2 separate regions of the Homo sapiens genome follow, and region 2 is linked to region 1. A link is an interaction called in ENCODE POLR2A ChIA-PET data of the cell type or tissue named here. Cell type or tissue: IMR-90. All regions are shown on one strand. Links, peaks and the distances in the headings refer to the core of each region. The heading gives the core; the rest is flanking DNA.

Region 1 (5,622 bases), core at 574-4,573:
ACCATGTTCATTGATTGGAAGATTCAATATTGTTACAATGACAACTCTCTCCAAATTGATCTATAAATGCCATGTAATCCATGTCAATATTCTAGCAGACTTCTTTGCAGAAATGGCAAGCTGATCCTGAAACTTATATGGAAATGGAAGGATGCAGAATAGCCAAAACAATTTTGAAAAAGAAGAACGATGTGGGAGGACTTCTGTTTCTTGATTTTAAAATTGAACAGAATGCTATGGTAATGAAGACAGTGTGGTACTGGTGTATAGATAGCCATATGAATCAATAGAACAGAATGGAGAGTCCAGAAATTAACCCACATATACATGATCAATTGATTTTTGACAAAAGTGCTAAGGCAATCCAGTAGGGAAAAGGATAGTCTTTTCAACAAGTGGTGCTATGACAATCGGATATACATATGCAAAACAAACAATTTTTAGACCTTACTCCATACCAAACACAAAAAAATCAACTCCAAATAGATTATAGAAAAGTATAACTGAAGCCTGGGCATGGTGGCTTATGCCTGTAATCCTAGCACTTTGGGAGGCCAAGGCAGGAGGATTACTTGAGGTCAGGAGTTCGGGACCAGCCTGGCCAACATGGTGAAACCCTGTTTCTACTAATAATACAAAAAAAAAAAATTAGCCAGGCATGGTGGCACATGCCTGTAATCCCAGCTACTCAGGAGGCTGAGGCACAAGAATTGCTTGAACCCGGGAGGCGTAGGTTGCAGTTGGCAGAGATGGTGCCACTGCACTCCAGCCTAGGTGGCAGAGTGAAACTGTCTCACAAAATAAATAAAATAAAAATGCATATTTTTGATAATGCCTACATTAGTCGACATGGAACCAAAATAGCAATATTTTTTTTTAAAAAGTAGAACTGAAAATATAAAACTTTTAGAAAAAAATAGGAGAAAATCTTCATGATATTGGCTAGGGCAAATATTTCTTAGATATGATACCAAAAGCACAACCAATAAAGAAAAAAATGTGATAAGTTGAACTTGATCAAAATTAAAAACATTTGTATTTCAAGAGATATCATTAAGAAAATAAAATAATTCACGTACTAAGAAAACTTTTACAAATCAAATATCTGATAAAGGACTTGTATTCAGAACATATATATATATTTTTTTAATTTTTTATTTAATTTTTTTATTTTTTGAGACAGCGTTTTGCTCTTGTTGCCCAGGCTGGAGTGCAATGGCACAATCTCGGCTTACCACAACCTCCAACTCCCAGATTCAAGTGACTCTCCTGCCTCAGCCTCCCAAGTAGCTGAGATTACAGGCATGTGCCACCACTCCCGGCTAATTTTGTATTTTTAGTAGAGACAGGGTTTCACCATGTTGGCCAGGCTGATCTCAAACTCCTGACCTCAGGTGATCCACCCACCTCAGCCTCCCAAAGTGCTAGGATTAGAGGCATGAGCCACCGTGCCAGGCCCAGAATATATATTTTAAAACTTTACAACAAAGTATAAAAGAAAAAAATAGAAAAAAATTAAATACGAGAGAATATATTCAAATGGCTATTAAGCATGTGAAAAGATGTTTAACATCATTATTAAGAAAACGCAAATTAAAGCAGCAACAAACCAATAAATAACTATAATAACTATTTAAATAGTTGAACTGTTTACAATAAATAGTTCTGTTTGTCCCATAGTTACACCATTTGCACTAGGTACCAAAAAGCAAAGTGGAAGTTATATTTCTACTACCAAAATGACCCATTAGAAAAATTTTTACTTCTTGTTCTCGTGACTTTGGGCTCCACTGGCTTAGAGATTTTAGTACTCAAAGGGGGAATAATTTCTCTGGGGCACACCACAGTGATTATACTGAACTGGAAATTGAGACTATCTGGCCATTTTGAGTTCTTCATAGCACTAGAGCCACAGACAAAAAGGTTACACTGGTGGAATCAATTAACTAGTATTTTGCTAAAGATACATTTATATTCATGATGGATGTTGGCATTAATTTTTTTGTGTAATGTCCTTGTCAGATTTTGATATTAAGATTATGCTGTTTTCACAAAACAAATTGGGAAGTGCTCCTCATTCCTGTGTTTTTGAAAGCACTTAAGATTGGTATTATTTCTTCCTTAAAATATTTTACAAAGTTGGCCAGAGGAGCAATCTGGGCCTGCAGTTTTCTTTGAGGGAATTATGACTAATTCAATTATATTAACACATTATAGCTGTTAAGTTTTCCTGTTTCTTCTAAAGTGAGGTTTAACAATAGTTTATATCTTTTAAGAAATTTATTTTATCCAAGTTATTACATTTATTGGCATAAGCTTGTGCATAACTTATTATCCTTTTAATTCTAAACTGCTAATCTTCCCAGTTTTGTTTCAGATATGAGGAATTTGTGTTCTCTCATCTCTCTGTCTCTCTGTCTTATTTGGTGTACTGGATACTTGTGCTGGCAACTTGGTCAATCTGTGAACGACATTACCCAGAATTCACTTCTCCTTATGGTTTTGGTTAGTGAATCTGCATGAGATTTTAGAAGCAGAAGCAGTCTCTCTCTGAAGCTGTTCAGTGTGAGATAGTTGATGGACAGATGCAGAGTTGCCTGGTGGTTTCCAGCTCATCCTGGTGCTCCTCTGTTTTACATCCAGCTCTCCTTCCCAGCTGCTGAACCCAGCCCAATCAGGAGATGCTTGGCTGCAAACTTTCAGAAGTGTTATCTAAACAGAGCCAACAGCCACCATATGACCTTGTTTCCATTCCCATTTTGGTAACTAAATGTGCTAGGCTTCTCCAATTATCTATCTTTATCTCTCTCTCTCTCTCTCTTTTTTTTTTTTTTTTTTTTGAGATGGAGTCTTGCTGTGTCACCCAGGCTGGAGTGCTGTAGTGCGATCTCAGCTCACTGCAAGCCCCGCTTCTCGGGTTCACGCCATTCTCCTGCCTCAGCCTCCCAAGTAGCTGGGACTACAGGCACCTGCCACCACGGCCAGCTAATTTTTTGTATTTTTAGTAGAGACAGGGTTTCACCGTGTTAGCCAGAATGGTCTCAATCTCCTGACCACGTGATCCACCCGCCTTGGCCTCCCAAAGTGCTGGGATTACAGGCGTGAGCTACTGTGCCCGGCCTATATGAGTAAGTTCTTTAATGGCTATTTGTGAGATTTTGGTGCACCCATTACCCGAGCAGTATACACTGCACCTTATTTGCAGTCTTTTCTCCTTCACCCCCTTCCCATCCTTTCCCCCTGAGCACCCAAAGCCCATTGTGTCACTCTTATACCTTTGCATCCTCATAGCTTAGCTCCCAATTATGAGTGAGAACATAGGACGTTTGGTTTTCCATACCTGAGTTACTTCACTTAGAATAATACTCTCCAATCTCATCCAGGTTGCTGCAAATGCCATTAACTCATTCCTTTTTATGGCTGACTACTATTCCATTGTATATAAATATACCACGGTTTCTTTAACTGCTTGTTGACTGATGGGCATTTGGGTTGGTTCCACATTTTTGCAATTGCGAATTGTGCTGCTATAAACATGTGTGTGCAAGTATCTTTTTCGAATAATGACTTCTTTTCCTCTGGGGTAGATACCCAGTAGTGGGATTGCTGGATCAAATGGTGGTTCTACTTTTAGTTCTTTAAGGAATCTCCACACTGTTTTCCACAGTGGCTGTACTAGTTCCCATTTCCACCAGCAGTGTAGAAGTGTTCCCTGTTCACCACATCCACGCCAACATCTACTATTTTTTGATTTTTTGATTATGGCCATTCTTGCAAGAGTAAAGTAGTATTGGATTGCCAATTATCTCTTTAGGCTCCAATTTGTCATCTAGCACCAATGCTTCAGGAGGACTTCTGAACCTTCACTTCTCTAGCTCTTCCCACTATTATATAAGGTATAGCTCCTAATCTTACTCTCTCATCCAGTAACACTCATTAAGGCTCTGCTTTCCTGAATAAAACCTGAACAATGTCCAATTTGTCAATATTTTCAAAGAATCAACTTTTGGCATTTTAATTTTTTAAGTTGACTGTTTTATATGTCATTGATTTCTACTCACTATTCTTTCCTTCTGTTTACATTTTAATTTTTTCATCTTAATGTGGAATTTTAGATCACTGATTTCAAACCTATTTACTTTTTAAATGTAAGCATTTAAAACTGTAAAATTTCTGTGGCCAGGCACGGTGGCTCACACCTGTAATCCTAGCACTTTGGGAGGCCGAGGCGGGTGGATCACCTGAGGTCAAGAGTTCAAGACCAGCCTGGCCAACATGGTGAAACCCCATCTTAACCAAAAATACAAAAATTAGCCAGGCGTGGTGGCAAGTGCCTGTAATCCCAGCAACTCAGGAGGCTGAAACAGGAGAATTGCTTGGACCCAGGAGGTGGAGGTTGCAGTGAGCTGAGATTGTGCCACTGCATTCCAGCCTGGGCGACAGAGCAAGACTCTATCTCAAAAAAATAAAAATAAAAAATAAATTGTAAAATTTTCTCAAATGGGATCTAATTAAACTAAACAGCTTCTGCACAGCAAAAGAAACTACCATCAGATTGAACAGGCAACCTACAGAATGGGAGAAAATTTTTGCAATCTACCCATCTGACAAAGGGCTAATATCCAGAATCTACAATGAACTCAAACAAATTTACAAGAAAAAAACAAACAACCCCATTAAAAAGTGGGCAAAGGATATGAACAGACACTTCTCAAAAGAACACATTTATGCAGCCAACAGACACATGAAAAAATGCTCATCGTCACTGGTCATCAGAGAAATGCAAATCAAAACCACAATGAGATACCATCTCACACCAGTTAGAGTGTGATCATTAAAAAGTCAGGAAACAACAGGTGCTGGAGAGGATGTGGAGAAATAGGAACACTTTTACACTGTTGGTGGGACTGTAAACTAGTTCAACCATTGTGGAAGTCAGTGTGGCGATTCCTCAAGGATCTAGAACTAGAAATACCATTTGACCCAGCAATTCCATTACTGGGTATATACCCAAAGCATTATAAATCATGCTGCTATAAGGACACATGCACACGTATGTTTATTACGGCACTATTCACAATAGCAAAGACTTGGAACCAACCCAAATGTCCAACAATGATAGACTGGATTAAGAAAATGTGGCATATATACACCATGGAATACTATGCAGCCATAAAAAAGGATCAGCTCATGTCCTTTGTAGGGACATGGATGAAGCTGGAAACCATCATTCTCAGCAAACTATCGCAAGGACAAAAAACCACTGCATATTCTCACTCATAGGTGGGAATTGAACAATGAGAACACATGGACACAGGAAGGGGAACATCACACACCGGGGCCTGTTGTGGGGTGGGGGAGCAGGGAGGGATAGCATTAGGAGATATACCTAATGTTAAATGATGAGTTAATGGGTGCAGCACACCAACATGGCACATGTATATATATTTAACTAACCTGCACGTTGTGCACATATACCCTAAAACTTAAAGTATAATAAATAAATAAAAAGAAGTTTAAATCCAGCCTAGGCAACATAGTGAAACCCTATCTCAAAAATAAATAAATAAATACATACATAATTAAAAAAATAAAAAATAATATAATAAATTAGTAAAATTG
Region 2 (5,622 bases), core at 1,098-5,097, 430 kb after region 1:
CTGGAGTAGCTGGGATTACAGGCGCCTGCCACCATGCCCAGCTAATTTTTTGTATTTTTTAGTAGAGATGGGGGGCTGGGCGCGGTGGTTCACGCCTGTAATCCCAGCACTTTGGGAGGCTGAGGCGGGCGGATCAGCTGAAGTCAGGAGTTCGAGATCAGCCTGGGCAACACGGTGAAACCCCATCTCTACTAAAAATACAAAATCAGCCGGGCATGGTGACACATGCCTGTAATCCCAGCTACTCAGGAGGCTGAGGCAGGAAATCGCTTGAACCTGGGAGGCGGAGGATGTGGTGAGCCGAGATCGCGCCATTGCACTGCAGCCTGGGCAACAAGAGTAAATCTCCGTCTCACCAAAAAAAAACAAAGAAAACAAAAAAGGAAAGAAATTAAGAAAACAATCCAATTCAATTAACAATAACATCCAAAAGAATGAGATATTGAATAAATTTAACAAAAGAAATGTGAGTCTTGGCCGGGCATGGTGGCTCACACCTGTACTCCCAGCACTTTAGGTGGCCGAGGCAGGCGGATAACGAGGTCAGGAGATCAAGACCCTCCTGGTTAACACAGTGAAACCCCATCTCTACTGAAAATACAAAAAATTAGCCAATGGCCGGGCATGGTGGCTAACGCCTGTAATCCCAGCACTTTGGGAGGACGAGGCGGGCAGATCACAAGGTCAGGAGGTCGAGACCACGGTGAAACCCCGTCTCTACCAAAAATACAAAAAAAATTAGCCAGGCGCGGTGGCGGACGCCTGTAGTCCCAGCTACTTGGGAGGCTGAGGCAGGAGAATGGCGTGAACCTGGGAGGCAGAGCTTGCAGTGAGCCGAGATCGCGCCACTGCACTCCAGCCTGGGCGACAGAGCGAGACTCCATTTCAAAAGGAAAAATATTAGCCAAGCGTGGTGGCGGGCACCTGTAGTCCCAGCTACTCAGGAGGCTGAGGCTGGAGAATGGCGTGAACCCGGAAGGTGGAGTTTGCAGTGAGCCGAGATCGCACTACTGCACTCCAGCCTGGGCGACAGAGTGAGACTCCGTCTCAAAAAAGAAGAAAAAATCAAAAGTGTGAGTCTTGTTTACTGAAAACTATATAATATTTTTGGAAGAAACTAAAGAAGAATTAAATAGAAAGACATGCCATGTTCATAGATTGGAGGATAACATCATTAAGATGATAATCCTCCTCAAATTAGTCAACATAATCCCTAACAAAAGCCTACCTGCTTTCTATGCAGAAGTTGAAAAGTTGATCTTAAAATTCATATGGAAATGCAAGAGACCCAGAATACACAAAACAGGCCTGAAAAAGAACAAAGTAGAAAGACTCACATTTCCACTCCAAAGCTATAGTAATCAAGATGATGTGGTGCTATTGTAAGGATAGACATAGTGATAAATGGAATAAAATTGAGAGTCCAGAAATAAACCATTACTTTCAGGATTAATTGATTTTCAACAATGGTGATAAGACAATTCAATGAGGAAAGAAGAGTCTTTTAAAGTAAGGATGCTGGGGAAACCACACACATCCATATGCAAAATAAAAAAGTTGAACCCCCCACCTCACACCACATACAAAAAAAAATTCAAAATGTATCAAAGACCTAAATTACATTTAGAGCTAAAACTATAAAACTCTTAGAGAAAAATACAGATGTGAATCTTTGTGACTTTAACTTAGGCAATAGTGTCTTAGCTGTGGCACCAAAAGCACTAGCAATTAAAAATAAACAAATTGAACTTCATCAAAATTTTAAAATTTTGGCCAGGTATGGTGGCTCACGCCTGTAATCCTAGCACTTTGGGAAGCCAAGGCGGGTGGATCACCTGAGGTCAGGAGTTCAAGACCAGCCTGGTCAACATGGTGAAACCCTGTCTCTACTAAAAATACAAAAATTAGCCAGGTGTGGTGGCACACGCCTGTAATCCCAGCTACTTGGGAGGCTGAGGCAGGAAAATTGCTTGAACTTGGGAGGCAGAGGTTGCAGTGAGCCAAGATCGTGCCACTGCACTCCAGCCTGGGCAACAGAGCAAGACTCTGTCTCAAAAAAAAAAAAATTAAACATTTCGTGTGGCAAAGAACACTAATAAAAAGTGAAAAAAATACACAGAATGGGAGAAAATATTTGTAAATCATATATCTGATAAATAACTTGTTTCTAGAATATATGAAGAACTCCACTAAACAATAAAAGGGCAATAAAAATGAGCAAAGAATTTGAGTAGATATTTCTGCAAGGAGAATATACAATGGCCAGTAAGCACAAGGAAAGATATTCAACATCATGAGCCATTAGGGGAATGAAAATCAGAACTACAATGAGATACTACTTCCTACCTAGTAGGATAACCATAATTTTAAAAGACAGACAATAATAAGTGTTAGCAAGGATGTGGAGAAAATTGGAAACCTCATACACTGCTGGTGGATATATAAAATGGTACAGCTGCTTTGGAAAACAGTCTGGCAGTTCCTCAAAAAGTTAAACAGAGTGACCATATGGCCTAGTAATTCCACTCCTAGGTATATACCCCAGAGAACTGAAAACATGTGTCCACTCAAAAACTTATACAAAAATGTTCATTGAAGCATTATTCTAAATAGCCAAGGAGTGGAAACAACACAAATGTCCATGAATGGCTGAACAAATGGAATACTATTCATCAATAAAAAGAAATGTTACAATATGGAGAAAGCTTGACAACACTATGTTAGGCTAACAGCCATGTATTGTATGATACCATTTATATAAAATATCAAAAATAGACAAATCCATAGAGACAGAAAGTAGATTAATAGTTGCCAAGGGCTGAGGGCAGAAGGAATGAAATTACAGCTAATGGGTATGGAATTTCTCCTTGGGGTGATAAAATGTTTAAGAATGCAGCCATAAAAAAGAACGAGGTCATGTCTTGCGGGAACATGGATAGAGCTGGAGGCCATTATCCTTTGCAAATTAACACAGGAACAGAAAACCAAATACTGCATGTTCTCACTTAGAAGTAGGAGCTAAATAATGAGAACTTATGGACACAAAGATGGAAACAACAGACACTGAAGTCTACTTGAGGGTGGAGGGTGGGAGGAGAGGGAGGAGCAGAAAAGAGAACTATTGGTTACTGGGCTTAATACCTGGGTGATGAAATAATCTGTGTGACCAACCCCCATAATACGAGTTAACCTACGTAACAAACCTGCACTTGTATCTCTGAACTTAAAATAAAAGTTGAGTTTTGTTTTGTTTTGTCTTGTCTTGTTTTGTTTTGAGGCAGAGTCTAACTTTGTCACCCAGGCTGGAGTGCAATGGCACGATCTCGGCTCACTGCAACCTCCGCCTCCCAGGTTCAAGTGATTCTCCTACTTCAGCTTCCCAAGTAGCTGGGATTACAGGCGCATGCCACCACACCTGGCTAATTTTTGTATTTTTAATAGAGATGGGGTTTCACCATATTGGCCAGGCTGGTCTCGAACTCCTGACCTCAACTGATCTGCTCACCTCAGCCTCCCAAATTGTTGGGATTACAGGCGTGAGCCACCGCGCCCGGGCTCCTGAGTCTCCTTTTTCTTTGTATTATTTCTGCCTCATGGGTTACCCCACACAAACAGCCAGTGAGGCTTCTCACAGTCTGACCTGAACCTGCATCTTGAGTTCAAATCACTGCCCTGCTCTGACCTTGGGCTAGTCACTCTTTTCGGCCAGGCGCAGTGGCTCACACCTGTAATCCCAGCACTTTGGAAGGCCGAGGCAGGCAGATCACCAGGTCAGGAGATCAAGACCGTCCTGGCTAACACGGTGAAACCCCGTCTCTACTAAAAATACAAAAAATTAGCCAGGTGTGGTGGTGGGCGCCTGTAGTCCCAGCTATTCGGGAGGCTGAGGCAGGAGAATTGCTTGAACCTGGGACGCGGAGGTTGCAGTGAGCCAAGACTGTGCCACTGCACGCCAGCCTGGGCAACAGAGTGAGACTCCGTCTCAAAAAAAAAAAAAAAAAAAGAATGCCTCTTTTGGCCAGGCACAGTGGCTCATGCCTGTCTTCCCAGCACTCTGGGAGGCCGAGGTGGGTAGATCACCTGAGGTCGGGACTTTGATAACAGCTTGACCAACATAGCGAAACCCTGTATCTACAAAAAATACAAAAATTAGCCGGGCGTCTTTGCAGGCACCTGTAATCCCAGCTACTCAGGAGGCCGAGGCAGGAAAATCACTTGAACCCCGGAGGCGGAGGCTGCAGTGAGTTGAGATGGTGCCATTGCACTCCTGCCTGGATGAAAGAATGCCTCATTTGTGGGGATATTTTGAGCATTAAATGAGACAATAATGTTGAACGGCTTAGCACCTCCAAATGGACAGTAGGTGCTCAATAAACTTTTGCTATTATTATTTCCCACTCTGCCCCTGGACTATGGCATGCATATTTTCCCTCCATCTTTACCCATAATATTGCCTTGGCCTAGACTGTCTGCTTCTCTCAGCCCCTTCTCTCTAGCCAAATCCTTTTCATCCTTTTCAAAATTTGCCTTAAGTCTAATCTTAACGGATTTGTCCAGCCCACAGGGCCCTTTCTCTCTCTTAAATTTGGAGCCCTCGGCTATCTCTTTCACTCATTCATCCAGAATCACATGCTGCCTTAGAACAGTCTTTTCACTACTGTATTTGTTAATTGTCACATATTTTCACCTAAACTGCAAGGTCCTCGAGTTCAGGAAGCTCACACAATGCTTACATGTTAAGGCCTGTGACCCCACCCGAAGTCTCAGGGAATATTTGCTGAATGAAATTTGTGTCCTTAACAGAGTCACCAGAGAATTAAGGTATTCCATTGTATGCCATGAAAAAAAGTAACAAGCAATATGAGAATACCTATTTTTAGATGTTTTGGCTTCAGGGTTTAATTTGACTGTGTTGGCGTTAGATCTGTTCTCCGCAGGCCTTGGATGTTTTTTCTTTAACGTGAGTTTCTTGGCTGAGATGAAGTGGGGTTGCCACTCTGTAGTGAAACCTGTAACCGTGCCATTCAAAATAAGTGAATTCCCTGTGGGGGAAAGTTGAAAGCCAGCTTTTGGAACTTGGATTTTTTTACCTCACAGCTTTAAAGGAACAAATCTGCCCCAGTGAGACAACAGATGCAGTTGTGAACTTTTGCTCTTGGTCTACATATTTACCCCCATTCCTCATGAGAAAGGGCAGAAATAAGCTGGAATAAATGATTTCCAGCATTCTCTGCATTCCTGGAACATTGTTGAAATAGATATTTTCCTGAGGAGGCCATTATAAGCAATTGGACTTGGCCACTGCACAGTGAGTCTTTTGCATCCAAAGTTACTTAATTTTTGCTTATTATTATTGCTGCAGAAGCATTTTTGGATCCTATCCTTTCCCTCCACTCTCATAAATTTGGTTGAAATAGCTGCACATAAATATTGGACATGGTTCCAAGTCTGTCACCATACCCAGATGTCTCCTCTGCTCCTCTGTGGCTGATCCTAAGCTCCGCCTCATCTCATAGATGAGCAGGAACTCAGGACCCCAGCATCTTTTCTTTTGTCAATCATTTTCTTGAGTACTTATAATGACTAAGGTTTTACATTCATTATCTGGATTTTTATTGTTGT

Evidence for each region. Peaks named below come from ENCODE experiments on the same cell type or tissue, not always from the same donor. Only the 100,000 strongest peaks of a DNase experiment are listed, where the experiment ranks them.
Region 2: POLR2A ChIA-PET joins it to region 1 with 7 read pairs; 2 of 35 experiments call an interaction of 5 or more read pairs at or near these places.

What each region holds. Positions count from the first base shown.
Region 1 is chr9:94,236,113-94,241,734 of GRCh38, forward strand. The region is part of intron 1 of LINC02603 (long intergenic non-protein coding RNA 2603); the gene reads right to left. Among named protein-coding and RNA genes, the nearest start is that of ZNF169, 20 kb to the right of the region's middle. In IMR-90, for the core only: no CTCF peak of the experiment used is centred there; no DNase peak of the experiment used is centred there.
Region 2 is chr9:94,670,426-94,676,047 of GRCh38, forward strand. No RefSeq gene overlaps it. Among named protein-coding and RNA genes, the nearest start is that of FBP1, 34 kb to the left of the region's middle. In IMR-90, for the core only: no CTCF peak of the experiment used is centred there; a DNase peak (open chromatin) is centred at 2,886; H3K27ac peaks cover 366 bases.